Regions from separate parts of the Homo sapiens genome. Here all the other regions are linked to region 1. The links are chromatin contacts, found by Hi-C or POLR2A ChIA-PET in ENCODE. All regions are on one chromosome and are shown on one strand. Each heading gives the region's core, a stretch centred on a gene start or an enhancer-like site at or near the end of the contact. The rest is flanking DNA. Distances are from core to core; before and after follow the strand shown.

Region 1 (3,769 bases), core at 685-3,184:
TGAGGGAGTTCATGCAGAGGGCAGACTCTCCTGGCTCTGAGCAGGCCAGGGCGGGACTCAGGCTCAGGCTCCTCTGGACAGCTCTGGGCCCACCTGCCTGAGCTTTTATCTATTTCAGAGAATCATTAAGAAAGTACCAACCAGGTGTGGTGGCTCACACCTTGTAATCCCAGCACTTTGGGAGGCTGAGGTGGGAGGAAGGCTTGAGTCCAGGAGTTCAATACCAGCCTGGGCAACACAGTGAGATCTGTCTCTACAACAATAACAACAACAAAATAAGAGAATTGGCTGCGCATGGTGGCTTATGCCTGTAATCCTAACACTTTGGGAGGCTAAGGCGGGCAGATCACAAGGTGAGGAGTTCGAGACCAGCCTGGCCAATATGGTGAAACCCCCGTCTCTACTAAAAATACAAAAATTAGCCAGGCGTGGTGACGCATGCCTGTAGTCTCACCTACTCGGGAGGCTGAGGCAGAAGAACTGCTTGAGCCCGGGAGGTGGAGGTTGCAGTGAGCCGAGATTGCACCACTGCACTCCAGCCTGGGCGACAGAAAGAGACTCCGTCTCAAAAAAAAAAAAAAAAAAAAAATTAGCGGGGCTTGGTGGTGCAAACCTGTAGTCCCAGCTACTCAGGAGGATGAGGCAGGAGGATCAATTGATCCAGGGAGGTTGAAGCTGCAATGAGCCAAGATCACGCCACTGCACACTCCAGCCTGGGCGACAGAATGAGACCCTGTCTCAAGCAAACAAAAAATAAAAAAGAGAAAGCATCTATTCTCAAAATCACCTGGAGAGAAACTTTGAGAGAAAATGCTCACATTCATTGCAAGAGTTTGAAATAATGCCTCAAAATCAGTTATCCCGAAGTGACATGAGACCTGCATCCAAGAACCTTTAATAAATAGTGGCAGCCAGGCATGGTGGCTCACGCCTGTCATCTCAGCACTTTGGGAGGCTGAGGCAGGTGGATCACCTGAGGTCAGGTGTTCAAGATCAGCCTGGCCAACATGGTGAAACCCTGTCTCTACTAAAAATACAAAAATTAGCCCGGTGTGGTGGTGGGTGCCTATAATCCCAGCTACTCGGGAGGCTAAAGCAGGAGAACTGCTTAAACCCGGGAGGCAGAGGTTGCGGTGAGCCGAGATCATGCCACTGCACTCCAGCCTGGGCAACAAGAGCAAAACTCCATTTCAAAAATAAATAAATAAATAAATAAATAAATAAATAAATAAATAAATAAATAAATAAATACTGGCATAGGCCAGGCACATAGTGGCTTATGTCTTAATCCCAACATTTTGGGTAGCCGAGGCGGGAGGGTTGCTTGAGCCCAGGAGTTCGAGACCAGCCTGGGCAACATAATGAGACCCTGTCTCTACAAAAAATACAAAAATGAGCCAGGGGTGGTGGTGCGTGCCTGTAGTCCCAGCTGCTCAGGAGGCTGAGGTTCACTTGAGGCCCGGAGTTGGAAGCTGCAGTGAGCTATGAACGCACCACTGCATTCCAACCTGGGTGGAAGTGAAACCCCCCTTTCTAAAATAAATAAATAAAAATAAATACTGATGTTGGTTGTTCCTCTCAGTTTCCCTGAACCTCAGTTTTGTCATCTGAAGGATGTTTTGTTATGAGGGATATGAAACGCGACTGTGTGATGGCACCCGGCACGCTGAAGATGCTTTGGAAATGCGGGATGGGTCAGAATCTTAAGTGCTCGGAGTCTGGTGGCCGGGGGCCTCACCCAGCAGGAGGACACAATGGAGACAGCCTCCCTGGGTCATACAGTGGGCTGCACGCAGGTGCAGGCAGGGGAGCCAGGCCTGAGGCTAGGTAAGAGGCAGCACTAGGACCCAGGGGCCACGTATGCAGCAGGCTCCGCCGGATAAGTTCTCAGCCAGAACACAATGTTCTCAGTGTACCCACAGGAAACCCTGAAGAAGAGAACTGCACATGGCCTCTGCTGGGTGTGTTCTGGTCACAGCCTTTTATTCTTTTTCCTAACCTCAGTCCCCACTTTCACATCCTGTAACCTGCATTGCTGCCCCACCCCACCCTGCTGGGCTGGTCCCAGGTCCCAGGAGAGCAACCAATGCAGGAAGTCCAAGGCCTGGCCAGGTTTTACCATTTTCAAATAAGACCCGTTTGCCTCTAACCCTGGTTTCCTGAATCGCAACCCTTTGTGATGGAAACTTGCTTTTTACAGTGCAGAAGGCAGACACTGGGGACAAAGTTGTATTTCTGCCATGGCAAGGATCTTGGCCCACAGGCAAAGGAAACAGCTGATGCCTCATACCACCACCTCCCTTCCTCTCTGAAGGCCGGGTCCCACCTGGGACAGGGGAGGGCCTCCGTCGCTGCTGCCTGAATCAGAGGGAACTTGGAGCTGCCTGGGGGATCAGCGCCAAGTTTGGAGCAGAACATCCTATGATGTGGTTCCTAGTTTTTATTTCCACGAATGCTATAATATGTTGTCCCACCGAGCTATTTTTATTGAATGGAAAAAAAAAAAAAAGCAAACCTCTGCAAAACCAGCAGTCCTCTGTTAGACGGAAGGACAAGGTGAACTTTTCACTTCCTTCCCTGCAGCCTATCAACTCAGTCCGTGGTTTGGTGTCACCCACACTCTGTGCTATATTCAATCTCAATTTTTGCCTCCTTGTTTTTGAAGCTGCAGGAGCAAGGCTCTAAACCTATGTTTCTCCTGCTAGTTGCATGAGGCTTTTAGAAGTGCCTTTTTGGTGAATTCTCACAACAGCAAAATAGAGATCTATCAGCTGCTTGCCAGCTGCAGGCAAAGGTGGGTCTGAAGAGAGTGAACAAGGAGGGGAACCTTGAGAAACCCAGCACAATCCCAGCCAACTTCTGGCAAACTGCACTGTTGGGAGCTCCGCACAGGCTGCATTCCTGCCACGTTAATGAGAGGCCTGGCCATTGAAAATAAGACCCAAGCCGGAGGGGGTGGCTCATGCCTGTAATCCCAGCACTTTGGGAGGCTGAGGCAGACGGAGGACCTGATGTCGGGAGTTTGAGACCAGCCTGACCAACATAGAGAAACCCCATCTCTACTAAAAAAATGCAAAAATTAGCTGGGCATGGTGGTGCATGCCCGTAATCCCAGCTACTCGGGAGGCTGAGGCAGGAAAATCGCTTGAACCCGGGAGGCGGAGGTTGCAGTGAGCCGAGATCACACCACTGCCCTCCAGCCTGGGCAAGAAGAGTGAAACTCCGTCTCAAAGAAAATAAGACCCAGTGCCTCTATGAAGCTCCATGAATAAGGCTCCTTCTACCCTGGCATTGCAGAGTCCCTTTCCAGATGTTGGTTGGTAAAAGGGTTTTCATGTGTCCTAGGCCTGTAGATTCAACTGGGTGCTTCCTAGACTGGCCCAAGCTCAGGGATTCCCTTCTTGGAGAAGAGGTTTCCAAAAGCAGGCAATACTGCTACTCCTGGGGAAGTCTGCTGAAGGCTGGGGGCCCCAAAAGACCTGTGTTCCGATCTTGGTTTTGTCAACTTGATGGAGCCTGTGCAAATCACTTTCCCACTCAAATATTTTCATAACTTTGTCAATAAAAATAACAGCTGGAGGCTGAGCACGGTGGCTCACACCTGTAATCTCAGCATTTTGGTAGACTGAGGAGGGGGGATTACTTGAGGTCAGGAGTTCGAGACCAGTCTGGCCAACATGGTGAAACCCCATCTCTACTAACAACACAAAAATTAGCCAGGTGTGGTGACACATACCTGTAATCCCAGCTACTTGGGAGGCTGAGGCAG
Region 2 (3,769 bases), core at 534-3,033, 410 kb after region 1:
AGTTCTGCCACCTTGTGCCTGGGTGGTTGAGACCCACACATGAGCTTGCCTGTCCTGTCCCTCCCAGAAATCCCTGAAGCTTCCTGCAGTATCGCCCACGGGGTTGAGCCCTCACCTTAGGGTGTGTGGGGCAGGTGAGACCATTCCCCCAAGCACCTGAGATCTGTCTGCCTTTGCAGCCTGGCTGCCGCTACTTCCCTTGGCTTCGCTCCTGAAAAGACAGGACAGTTTCTTCCCTTCCCCACAGAGAACTGGACTCCTTTGGAATGTTCTGGAATTCCCCACTCCCTCTCCACGTAGCCAGCCTTTTCTGTCACCATCTTGCAGGTGCCAATTCCAATTTCGTTTTGAGGAAGGCTCCGTTAGCATTGCCTTGCCGCTCCCATTCCCACCGATGCGTGGGATCACACACCATTACTTAGATGTCTGTTCCTCCTGCTCTTTGGGGTAAAGAAAATCGTGACTGTTCATTTGTTCTTTGGCCTGAGGGCCTCGGGCTCTGCGCAGTCAGTGGAGCTGGTAGCCATGCCTTCAGCTGGGTTGTTTACCTGCTTGTGTGGAGAAAAACCACCCTTGCCTGTAGAGCTTTATGATTAATCCACAGCTGGGACCTGAGAAGTTCCTCAAGTGCTAGGAGAAATGTGTGTGTAATAAAGTTTCTGGGAAAGGGATCCATGTCCCCAAAAGGTTCTGACCCACTGTTTGATCCCCTCTTAGGAGATCTGCTCTGGGAGTGGGCTTTGCACCTCTTGGCGGCTGGGAGCTCCCCAGCACCACCCAGTGGTGCCTGCCCTGAGGACACGCAGTCTATGAACGTATGTCATCATGTCGTTCATCCTGGGAGATGGAATCCGTTGCATACCACAGGCTGTTTTTGTAACATGCACCTTTATGTTTGGCTTGTGGTTGGAGGTAGAAGGGGGTGTCTTGCTAAGAAGGCACTTTCTAGGAGTTGGAATTTACGTGTTACTTCCTGTGTCCACGGAAATCTGTTTTACGCTGGAACTTGACTTTATAGGCGTACCGAATTCTCCACCATGCGTATCTTTTTGCCTCCAGATCTGAGGAAGAGGCCTGCTGCCATTCAGTAGGTCATGGATTGGGAAGTGACAGTCAGTTTGTATTAGCTGGGCCAGTTTCAGATACAAGGGGCTGCCCAAGATTATTTTCAGTCCAGGTTGGCCGGACCAAAACAAGTAACAAAGTCATCATGGAAAACGATTATTGTTTCACATTCCTAGAGGAAGTAGGCAGCCTACAAAGTATTCTCACATGGGCCTGTGAGAGTGTGTTGTGTTCCGGAAACACTCTAGATTTTGGTCAGCTGTAGCTAGTTCCCTGCTGAGAGGGCTGGAGAAAGTAGCTGGGTGGACATTACACTGGATGAGCATTTTTAAGAATCGGGGGTGCTGGTCACTTGCCCCTGCTTTTGGTGGTGACTCCTCTGTCTTGGCTCTGGTCTCCTGAGGTCTGAGCCCATCCTCTTCTGGCTTCCCTGTGTATCACTCTGCCTTCCTCTGCCTAGAGACTCATTTGGTAGCCTCCTGTTCATCTTGATTTGGAGGTAGGGCTAGGCAGTGTATCATGGTGTCATCATGGGTCCTTTTCAGAGTCCTAGGGGCCCAGGGCCTGCTAGGGTGTGGTGGGAGTCATCAGGTCTGGGGTTCCTATTTGTGCTGTCTCTGTGACCGCACAGTCCCCAGAGCCCTTACCCTCATGACTCAATTCTGCCTCCCCTCCACCGCTCCCCTGAGATTTATAACTGAGGCTGGCGCCAGCCATGCTTGGCTACACTGCGGGCTAACTAAGCTTTTGTGAGCCATCTGGGGAGCTTGGTACTGATTTGCATCTGGCACATGTTTTCCCCTGGAAACTAGAGTCCAAACCAGCAGCCTCTGGAATGTGGCCAGCTTGGTTGAGGTTGCGAACTGGACGTGTTTGTGATTTTGCTCCCAGGGGACAGGGAAGGCTATAATCTGGGCAGCAGATGAATAATTCATTTGCTTGTGTCTGAAGGGGTGAAGGTGATCTGACTCGAGCTTTGTGGGACTCAGTCTTTGTGTGAGTAGCTTGTGGAGGTAGTAATGAAAGAAAGCAGTTCATTCCTTACCCTCTCCTGGAGGAAGAACACGTACTGACCTATACAACACGTGTTTCCTATGTGTGTTACACACGTATGTAGAATTGGCTTACAGAGGGAAGCAGCATACAGCAAGATTCCTGAGGTTCTAAGTGTGTTTCTCAGGTGATTGTGTTTTGTTTTTTTTTTTTTTTTTTCTGTCTCAGACTTGGGTCAAGTATCTATTGCAGCAAAAGTTTGTTCAACCCTACTGAGATGCCTGTTGGAGTTTGACCCTCATGCCACCATCCTCTATGTGTAGTCCGATGTAATCTCTTGTTTCCTAGCTAAATAATTGGGCTAGAAGTGAGATGTGAATCTGAGGATTTTTTTCCCCATTTTTTTGGTTCTAAAATCAAGGACCTGTTTTAAGAAACATAGGCACTCTCAAGGCAGTTTATAAAATATTTTTAGGGCTAGGTATGGTAGCTCACCGCTGGAGTGCAGTGGTGAGATCTCGGCTCACTACAACCTCTGCCTCCTGGGCTCAAGCTATCCTCCCACCTCAGTCTCTCGAGTAGCTGGGATCACAGGTGCGTGCTACCATGCCCGGCTAATTTTTTGTAGAGATGAGGTTTTGCCATGTTGCCCAGGCTGGTCTCGAACTCCTGGACTCAACTGACCCCACCTCGGCCTCTCAAAGTGCTGAGATTATAGGCATGAGCCACCGGCAGCTGGCCATTGTTTTATGTTATAAGGGTATGAATTTTTTTTAATTTTAATTTTTATTTTATTTATTTATTTATTTATTTATTTATTTTTTGAAACGGAGTCTCGCTCTGTCACCCAGGCTCACTGCCAGCTCCGCCTCCCGGATTCACGCCATTCTCCTGCCTCAGCCTCCCGAGTAGCTGGAACTACAGGCGCCCGCCACCACACCTGGCTAATTGTTTTTTTTTGTATTTTTAGTAGAGATGGGGTTTCACTGTGTTAGCCAGGATGGTCTTGATCTCCTGACGTCGTGATCCACCCACCTTGGCCTCCCAAAGTGCTGGGATTATAGGCGTGAGCCACCGTGCCCAGCCTGTTTTTCTTTTTTAAAAAAACCCTTCATTCTACAGTTGTTATCCATTTTACAGAAGTCAAAATCTTCCCTGTATTTGAATTTGTTAGTCTTTTCTCCTATGGTTTCTTTTGTTACTTATGGAAACATTTTAAGGTTATGATGATACCTTATTACTTATGGAAACATTTTAAGGTTAAAGTTCTGATACTCCCTGATACTGTTTAAAGGTAGCTAGAGAGGATGAACGTGAACCAGATACATGAGTCCCTTCTAGCCCTGTGACAGACAAGCCAGCTTCTTGACCGGGACAGGCGTGTATCTGTGTGGCTGGTGTCCCATACAGCTTGGTGAGGGGCTGAGTAGCAGAGTCCAGCTCAAGGACAGTCGCCCTCAGCCCTGGGGAAATAAGTCAGGTCGACCTGGTTTGCTACAAAATGGGCCACCTCCTCACGTTGGTTTTCATTTTAGCTCTAGCCGGCCCGGTCCTTGGACTGAAAGAATGCACCAGGGGCTCGGCAGTGTGGTGCCAGAATGTGAAGACGGCGTCCGACTGCGGGGCAGTGAAGCACTGCCTGCAGACCGTTTGGAACAAGCCAACAGTGGTGAGTGCCGCTGCCCTCCAGTCCCAGCCGCAGCACTCCTCT
Region 3 (3,769 bases), core at 554-3,053, 350 kb after region 1:
GGAGAAACAGAGCTCTGACCTTTCAGACAGAATTCTGTTTGAGGAAACTCAAAGAAATTCAAAATAACACAGAGAAGGAATTCAGAATTCTATCAGATACATTTAACAAAGGGATTGAAATAATTAAAAAACATCCAGAGCAGAATTTCTGGAGCTGAAAAATGCAATTGGCATACTGAAGAATGCATCAGAGTCCTTTAATAGCAGAATTGGGCTGGGCGCAGTGGCTCATGCCTGTAATCCCAGCACCTTGGGAGGCCGAGATGGGTGAATCACCTGAGGTCAGGAGTTGGAGACCAGCCTGGCCAACATGGTGAAACTCCGTCTCTACTAAAATTGCAAAAATTAGTTGGGCATGGTGGTGGGCACCTGTAATCCCAGCTGCTCGGGAGGCTGAGGCAAGAGAATCGCTTGAACCTGGGAGGTGGAGGTTGCAGTGAGCTGAGATCTGGCCACTGCATTCCAGCCTGGGCAAGAGAGTGAGACTAAACAACAAAAAGTTAAAAAGTTGCCAAGACAGTATTAAATTGAAACAAAAATCAAGAAGCTTTTAAAAACAAAGTTAAAAAGCAGGAGATGCTGGGCACCATGGCTCATGGCTGGAATGACAATACATTAGGGGGCCGAAATGAGAGGATCACTTGAGCTTGGGAGCTTGAGACCAGACTGGGCAACATGGTGAGATCCCCATCTCTACAAAAAAAAAAAAAAAAACCCCAAAAAACAAAAAAAACAAAAAAAACTTAGTCGGATGTGGTGGCACATGTTTGTAGTCTGTGGTGGAAGGTGAGCCATGATTGTGCCACTGCATGCACACCAGCCTGGGTAACAGACTGAGACTCTGTTTCAAAAAAAAAAAAAAAAAAATGCGAGGGGACTAAGTTAAGAGGTAGTTTTGTTTGTTTGTTTTGTTTTGAGACAGAGTCTTGCTCTGTCAGCCAGGCTGGAGAGCAGTGGCACAATCTCGGCTCACTACAATCTCGGCTCACTGCAACCTCTGTCTCCCAGGCTCAAGCTATTGTCCTCCCTCAGCCTCCTGAGTAGCTGGGATTACAGACACGTGCCACCATGCCCAGCTAAGTTTTGTATTTTTAGTATAGATGGGGATTCACCATGTTGTCCATGCTGGCCTCGAACTCCTGACCTCAAGTGATCTGCCTGCCTTGGCCTCTCAAAGTGCTGGGATTACAGGCATGAACCACCATGCCCAGCCAGGAATCACATTTCAACATGAGATTTGGAGGACAAACGTCCAAACCGTATCAACCTTTATGCTTCTTTTTGGCTTCCAGGAAAAACAAGACCCCTCTCTCAGGTGCCCTTAAAGAACCCCATCCTTTTTCACAGCATCTAACCAAACTTTGGTTTTTTGAGACTAAATTTTTTTTGTTCCCTCACCAAATTATAAGTCCCATGTGGGCAGGACCTGGGCCCCTTTTGCTTCTCACTGTGTCCTCAGTGACTAGGACAGTGCCTGGCACTTTGCAGGTGCTCAAACATCTTTTCTTGGTTACATGAAAGAGTGAATGGCTTTTTTGAGCACCTACTAGAGATTAAAAGTTTTATAGATGTCAAGTTTTCCTAAAGCCAAGCACAGTGGTGGCCCGGTTTGGCACTCAATAACTTACTGAGTCCTTGCCACCCAGGTCTGCGTTCTGTCTCTCTGGGTTTAGGGGTCTGGGATGTGGCCTTCCCTAGGGCTGCTATGAGTTGCTGTGGAGGCAGAGAAGACAAGGCTTAGCCTGCTAGCTGGAGCACTTCAGGCATCATTACTGTGGGCAGCTCTGTGAGGTCACTCCTGCCCCAATCCCTGGGCACCCGGCTGAGTGTGAGGCTTTGAGGACCAACCTAGAGATTAGGAACAGGGTTTTAGGCCAGGCATGGTGGCTCATGCCCATAATTCCAGCACTTTGAGAGACCAAGGTGAGAGGGTCACTTGACCCGAGGAGTCGGGGATCAGCCTGGGCAACATAGTGAGTCCCCTTAGCTACACTTAAATTTAAAAAAATAGAAAAGAAGGAACAGAAAATAGAAAAGAAGCAAATAGAAATAGAAAAGAAAAAGAAAAGCAAGTATAATAGAAATAGAAAAGAAGCAAATACTGTATTCTTCTGCCGTCTCATGGTCAGTCCTAGAATAGCAAGGGAAGCTTCCCCACCTCTCTGGTACTATACTGGGAGTGACCGCCAGAGGGCAGTGTTCTCCACATTGTTGCACCCAATAGGTGTCCCACCACACAAACCCAGCTCTTTAAAAAGTAGATTTTTTTCTTATCCAAAGTCGATTCATACAAAAAGAAAAAGAAATAAAAAATAAATTATTTTAATGGCTTCATTGCTACATGTTTGTTTTTTTGAAAAGGAGTCTTGCTCTGTCGCCCAGGCTGGAGTGCAGGGGGGTGATCTCCCCTCACTGCAACCTCCGCCCCCTGGTTTCAAGCGATTCTCCTGCCTCAGCCTCCGAGTAGCTGGGTTTACAGGCATGAGCCACCACGCCCGGCTAATTTTTGTATTTTTAGTAGAGACAGAGTTTCACCATGTTGGCCAGGCTGTTCTTGAACTCCTGACCTCAAGTGATCTGCCCACCTTGGCCTCCCAAAGTGCTGGGATTACAGGCGCGAGACACCGAGCCCAGCCCTCATCTCTATTTTAAATTATAAAAAAATTTTTAAAAGAATTATTGAGGACCCAGATATTTATTAATTTATCAAAAAGTAATAATGAACTCATTACATGTAAACATAAACATATTTTTACGAAAAATACCTTCATTTCCAAAACAAAGAGAAATTTAGTGAGAAAAACAGCATTGTTTTACACTTTTGCAAATCTCTCAAGCAACTGTCTTAATTAAAGACTGTTGGAGCCTCATGTCTACTTCTGCATTCAGTCTGTTGCAATATGTTGGGGCTTTTAAAATTTTTATTTATTTTTTTATTTTGAAACAAAGTTTTGCCCTTGTCGCCCAGCCTGGAGTGTAATGTTGTGATCTTGGCTCACTGCATCCTCCACCTCCCAGGTTCAGGTGATTCTCCTGCCTCAGCCTCCCGAGTAGCTGGGATTACAGGAGTGCGCCACCACATCCAGCTAATTTTTTTGTATTTTTAGTAGAGATGGGGTTTCACCATGTTGGCCAGTCTGGTCTTGAACGCCTGACCTCAGGTGACCCGCCCACCTCAGCCTCCCAAACTGCTGGGATTATAAGCATGAACCACTGCGTCCCGCAATATATTGTTTTGATTGAAGAAAATCCAGCCTCCCGCAAACACGGAGTTGGAAAAAAAGACGAGTATTTTGATAGCTTTTTCAGATAATTGTGAATATTCTTCTTTAATGCTACGCCAAAACTTAACAAGCAATTGTTTCTTTAAGGTTGATTATAATGTAGAATCTGAACCCATATCAATGAACATTTCATGCTTTATTATATTAAAATGCACGGGCCTATCTTGTACTTTTGTTTGTTTGTTTGTTTTGGAGAAGGACTCTCACTCTGTTGCCCAGGCTGGAGTGCAGTGGTACCATCTTGGCTTACTGCAACCTCCACCTCCTGGGTTCAAGTGAGTCTCCCACCTCAGACTCCTGAGTAGCTGGGATTTCAGACACATGCCACCATGCTTGGCTAATTTTTCTGTTTTTAGTAGAGCTAGGATTTCACCATGTTGGCCAGGCTGGTCTCGAACTCCTGACCTCAAGTGATCTGCCTGCCTCAGCCTCCCAAGGTGCTAGGATTGCAGGCATGAGCCACTGTGCCTGGCCTATCTTGTACC
Region 4 (3,769 bases), core at 803-3,302, 280 kb after region 1:
TGCACTCTCAATCCCAAGACTACTGGCAATCCAGTTCCAGGAACACGAATGTTTCTGCTCCTCTGGGAAACTCATGCAAGCTGGCACAGGAGAACCCACAGCAATACTCAGTACAGGGACTGTGACCACTGCTCTACCTGCTGCCACCACAGAGCCAAGCCACTGCTGCAGAACACAGCTCCTAGACCCTTCATGAGACCCATCTCCAGCCAGGCCATCAGGAGCCAGGAAGAAAAACGGCTGCCCCCAAATTCTACATGTTCCCATGTTCCTCCTACCCCCAGCACATGCCCAGCAGCACGGCCCATCTCTTTCTCCACTTACCCACCCCTCTTCTCCAGCAGCCAGGAGATGGGAGGGTTGATGGAACCAACCCCTCTCTCTGCTGCAGATCTAAAGTTATTCTTCAATTGAGACCCCACAGAATCTGCCAAACAGCCTGCCATCTACCAAAACCCACATCAACCCCATCTTAGCCAGATACAGAAATGAAGCTTTTCCTGCTGCCCTCTTAGAGGGGCAGAGGCCAATGATGAGCTCCAGTCTCCCAAGGCCAGCCCACGGGACACAGTGGAACACACAGTGCCTGGGCCACTGGCCCAAGCAGATCAGGCAGGGCTCCTAGGAGCTACTCAGGCCCCCTTCTCTGCTGGAAAATCAATTTCAACCCAGCAGAGGCCCACTGGCCTTGCCGCACAGTGAGTCCATAATGAATGATAATTACCGGTGTCATTATTCATCAAGCAAGTACTGACTGAGTGCCCACTGTGCCAGGCACTATGCTAGGCCCAGGACAATCCCCCGTACATCCTGGGGCCCAGCAACACCACGCATCAGAAACCAAACACAACTTCAGGTGCAAGGAAAATAATGAAGGCGTCAGGCCTGCCTTGGTTTCTCCCTAACCTTTTAGGCTTAAATCCCCCCACCTCCCCTTACCCCGTCCACACCCAGGACTGGAATCTGCTCACCCGGTTCCCTTGGAAGTCCCTGGAGGAAGCACATCCGCTGGGGGGAAGGGTCCCTGCTTCCCTGGAAGACTGTCACGGCCACTACCCTTCTGTCTAGCGCAGCAACGGCCTGCCAGCCTCTTCCACGCTGCTCACAGACCCTGGCACGCCGGCTCTGAGTTTATGAATCACTCCCTCCTCTCTCCGGGCCTCGCCTCCGGAAGGGCTTCGCACACTCACACATCACCCAGACACCGAGTTTCCACACCAAATTCGCTCCTGCAGAACTCCGAGAACCGACTGCAACATCTGCTCCCCTTGGTCTCGGGGTTCTGGCCACAAGTTTTCAAAACCCAGGCAGCCTCTCTCCTGCCCGCTGCGCTTTGGGGGCTCCCTCTCCTTGGGGGCTGCGGGGGCAGCAGACAAAGGCCGTGGATGTGACGGAGGGGTGTGAGGACGTGCCTGCTGTAGAGGCCAAATCCCCCGCGCTCCCAGGAATGTGCATTTCGGTGTGTGGCATGTGCCTGGCCGGTGTGGGTGTGCGCAGATCAGCCTGCGCCGTGTGCGGGGTATGAGTGGCGATGAGCTGTGTGTACCTGGCAGGTGTGATCCGGTTGCAGCGGGTTGTGGGTGCCTGCCTGGGCTTTTCCCCGAGCTGGGAACTCCACCTCCCACCGTCCGCTTCGCCCCCTTCTCCCTCCAAAGTCTGGCGCGCGCGCCTGGACGCGGAAGGCGGGGGCTCCCGGCTGGGCGGCCTCCCCCGGGCTGGGCGGCGGTTCCAGGACGCCGGCGCCCCACTTACCCCGGCCGCCGAGACTCCACCGGCGGCCCCGACCCTCCGCGGCTGGGGTCCGGCGCGGGCAGCATCCGCTCGCAACTTCGCTTTCCTCCTGGAAGATCCCGGCAGAAGCGGTTCCGCGGCCCCGGCGCCCGCGCGGCCCGAGCTGTGCGTCTTCTCCGGGGCGGGCCGGAGGGATGGAGGCGCTGCGGGGCCGGTCGGCACGCTGGAAGGGAAGCGGCGCCAGGCGGGCGCCGTCCTGCGCAGCGAGCCTGCGAGAGGTCCTGCCTGGCGCCCTCCCCGCTCAGGCCCGAGCCGGCTAGCGGCGGCGGATTCCTGAACCGCGTCCAAGGCGTCCGGGAGCCCTTCTCCTCCTCCTCCTCCTCTTCCTCACCCCACCCAGCTCCCACCCCTGCGCGCCCGGCAACTTGGGAACCGTTGGCGAAGTTGGCGCTGCTCGGGCCGCGAGCCGGCCGGGCCTCTGGGGGAGGAAGGGGAGGAGAAGGAGGAGCTGGCGGGAGAGGAGAGGAGGGGAGAGAGGGGAGAGAGGGGAGCCGCCCCCGGGGAGCCGCTGTCTCCAGGACCCCTCTGCGGGCCTTTGTTCCGGGCGCTGCCCCTCGGCCCTCCAGTCCCCGGGGACTCGCTTGGGGCCGCTCGGGTATCCACGCTCTCCTGGCGAGGCTGGTGGGTGGAGGCTGCTTGGAGAACCCCCTTGGCTTCTCCGTGCCGGAGCGCCCGGGGCCGTTACGGCCGCCCCCTCCCCCGACCTTTGCCAGGGAGACCCTCTGGCTGCACGGGTTCCCCATCATCTCTGCCCGGAGAGGATCTTCCTGCTCCCCCCTGGGGCAAGTGGGCTGGAGGACGGTTTCCCTGGTTCCAAAGAACAGAGCACCGTCTCCCTGGGCGGCAGCAGGTCCCACATCCGCCCTCCTGCACTTTCCTGCGCCGCCAGCCAGTCCAAGGCTCCCCTAATTCAAGAACTGGGAAACGGGAGGGACAGAGGGTCTTCCCGGCCCGCCAGGGCTGCCTGGCATTATCTTCGGACCCTCCCAGGCAGCTGGGTCTCCGGCCGGGCTGCCAGGCAAGTGGGGTCCCAGTCGCCTCCCGTGCATGGCGTGGTCGGCTGGGCAGCACCGGCTGCGGGGTGCAAAGGCCAGCTTCTCGAGGGATGAGGTAAAGGGCTCAGAACTGGAACACAAACCGAACCTCCCTGTTCCTTTCCGAATCCTGGTGATGGCCCTGTCCCCGAGAAGGCGAGAACGTCTTGGATTCCACTTGCTGGGCATTCCTCCTGGGACTTCCAGTACGTAACGTCATGAGCTAATTCAGGCCTAAGACAGCACTCCTGACATTTAATGGGATAGTATGGGGTTTAGACAATAAGTTATTTCCTGTACAGGAGAAGTAGGAAAATCCAAAAAAGCTAAAACCTGATTATCTACACTTGGCCTCCCTCTGCCATTCTCAGCATTTACAGATGGACAGCAAATAGAGAACCAGATAGAACTAATCCTGACCCTGTTAGGGACAAGTTGCCCCAGGAACCCCCCGCCCCACACACAATGCAGCTGACCCTTACCCTGAATACTCCGAAGCTGCATTCCTGGACCCTTATCTAGGTGCTACAGCAAGGTCACCAGACTTGCTTACAGCCCAACAGGCAGCATGGGGAAGGTCACGAGAAATGTGGATAAACTTAAGTTACACCCTCTTCTAAATTCCTATATTGTAAGCGGTCACGAGATGATATGTGGTAAAGTTAACCGACAACCCCAGGGTCTCTCTCCCCCATATGAACCCCTCATTTTATAAGCTCCAGGGCTGCCTCCTCTGACTGTGGTGGAGCAGCCCGGCAGGATAAACTTACTCGCCTAACTTTGGGTCTCTCTCTTGTCCTTTCTCTCAGCTAACGTTACATTTTGGTGCCGAAACCCAGGAAGGGGACAGGCTCTGGCTGCGTGTCCTTAGAGGTGTCTCTCTCTCTCTCCCTCTCCCCCCTCCCCTCTCTCTCTCCTATCACCCCTCACCCAAGGGCCTTGTC

What was found. A loop is a pair of places that touch in the nucleus more often than their neighbours do. ChIA-PET counts read pairs that join two places held with the same protein, here RNA polymerase II (POLR2A). Pooled maps may share reads with other maps.
Region 2: a map of B cell shows a loop between it and region 1 (17-fold over the local background). The contact joins two enhancer-like sites. A Hi-C loop is called at or near these places in 1 of 168 maps with a recorded cell type or tissue (B cell), 11 of 37 single-sample maps with no recorded cell type and 5 of 50 pooled maps. POLR2A ChIA-PET finds 5 or more read pairs at or near these places in 4 of 52 experiments (A673, B cell, GM10248 and 1 more).
Region 3: a pooled map shows a loop between it and region 1 (2.8-fold over the local background). The contact joins two enhancer-like sites. A Hi-C loop is called at or near these places in 2 of 37 single-sample maps with no recorded cell type and 4 of 50 pooled maps. POLR2A ChIA-PET finds 5 or more read pairs at or near these places in 2 of 52 experiments (A549 and activated T-cell).
Region 4: a map of heart right ventricle shows a loop between it and region 1 (2.2-fold over the local background). The contact joins the promoter of CHST3 here to the enhancer-like site in region 1. A Hi-C loop is called at or near these places in 2 of 168 maps with a recorded cell type or tissue (Right ventricle myocardium inferior and heart right ventricle), 1 of 37 single-sample maps with no recorded cell type and 7 of 50 pooled maps. POLR2A ChIA-PET finds 5 or more read pairs at or near these places in 4 of 52 experiments (HEK293, Panc1, WTC11 and 1 more).

Annotation. Positions count from the first base shown.
Region 1 is chr10:72,247,121-72,250,889 of GRCh38, reverse strand. No RefSeq gene overlaps it. Among named protein-coding and RNA genes, the nearest start is that of DDIT4-AS1, 25 kb to the left of the region's middle. RefSeq lists enhancers at 1,719-1,818, 1,287-1,853, 1,854-2,422, 2,423-2,990. Within about 2 kb of position 1,934, at least 35 of the 41 ENCODE cell types and tissues checked have a DNase peak (open chromatin) inside an H3K27ac peak, as active enhancers do; they include B cell and heart right ventricle, where a contact is called at or near this core.
Region 2 is chr10:71,834,330-71,838,098 of GRCh38, reverse strand. PSAP (prosaposin) reads left to right here. Exons shown (of 14, transcript NM_002778.4): 2 at 3,594-3,727. Among named protein-coding and RNA genes, the nearest start is that of PSAP, 15 kb to the left of the region's middle. RefSeq lists enhancers at 684-1,453, 1,357-1,456, 1,567-1,636, 1,454-2,223. Within about 2 kb of position 1,783, at least 26 of the 41 ENCODE cell types and tissues checked have a DNase peak (open chromatin) inside an H3K27ac peak, as active enhancers do; they include B cell, where a contact is called at or near this core.
Region 3 is chr10:71,894,989-71,898,757 of GRCh38, reverse strand. No RefSeq gene overlaps it. Among named protein-coding and RNA genes, the nearest start is that of LINC03139, 19 kb to the right of the region's middle. Within about 2 kb of position 1,803, at least 4 of the 41 ENCODE cell types and tissues checked have a DNase peak (open chromatin) inside an H3K27ac peak, as active enhancers do.
Region 4 is chr10:71,962,678-71,966,446 of GRCh38, reverse strand. It overlaps CHST3 (carbohydrate sulfotransferase 3), which reads right to left and starts at 2,052. Exons shown (of 3, transcript NM_004273.5): 1 at 1,753-2,052.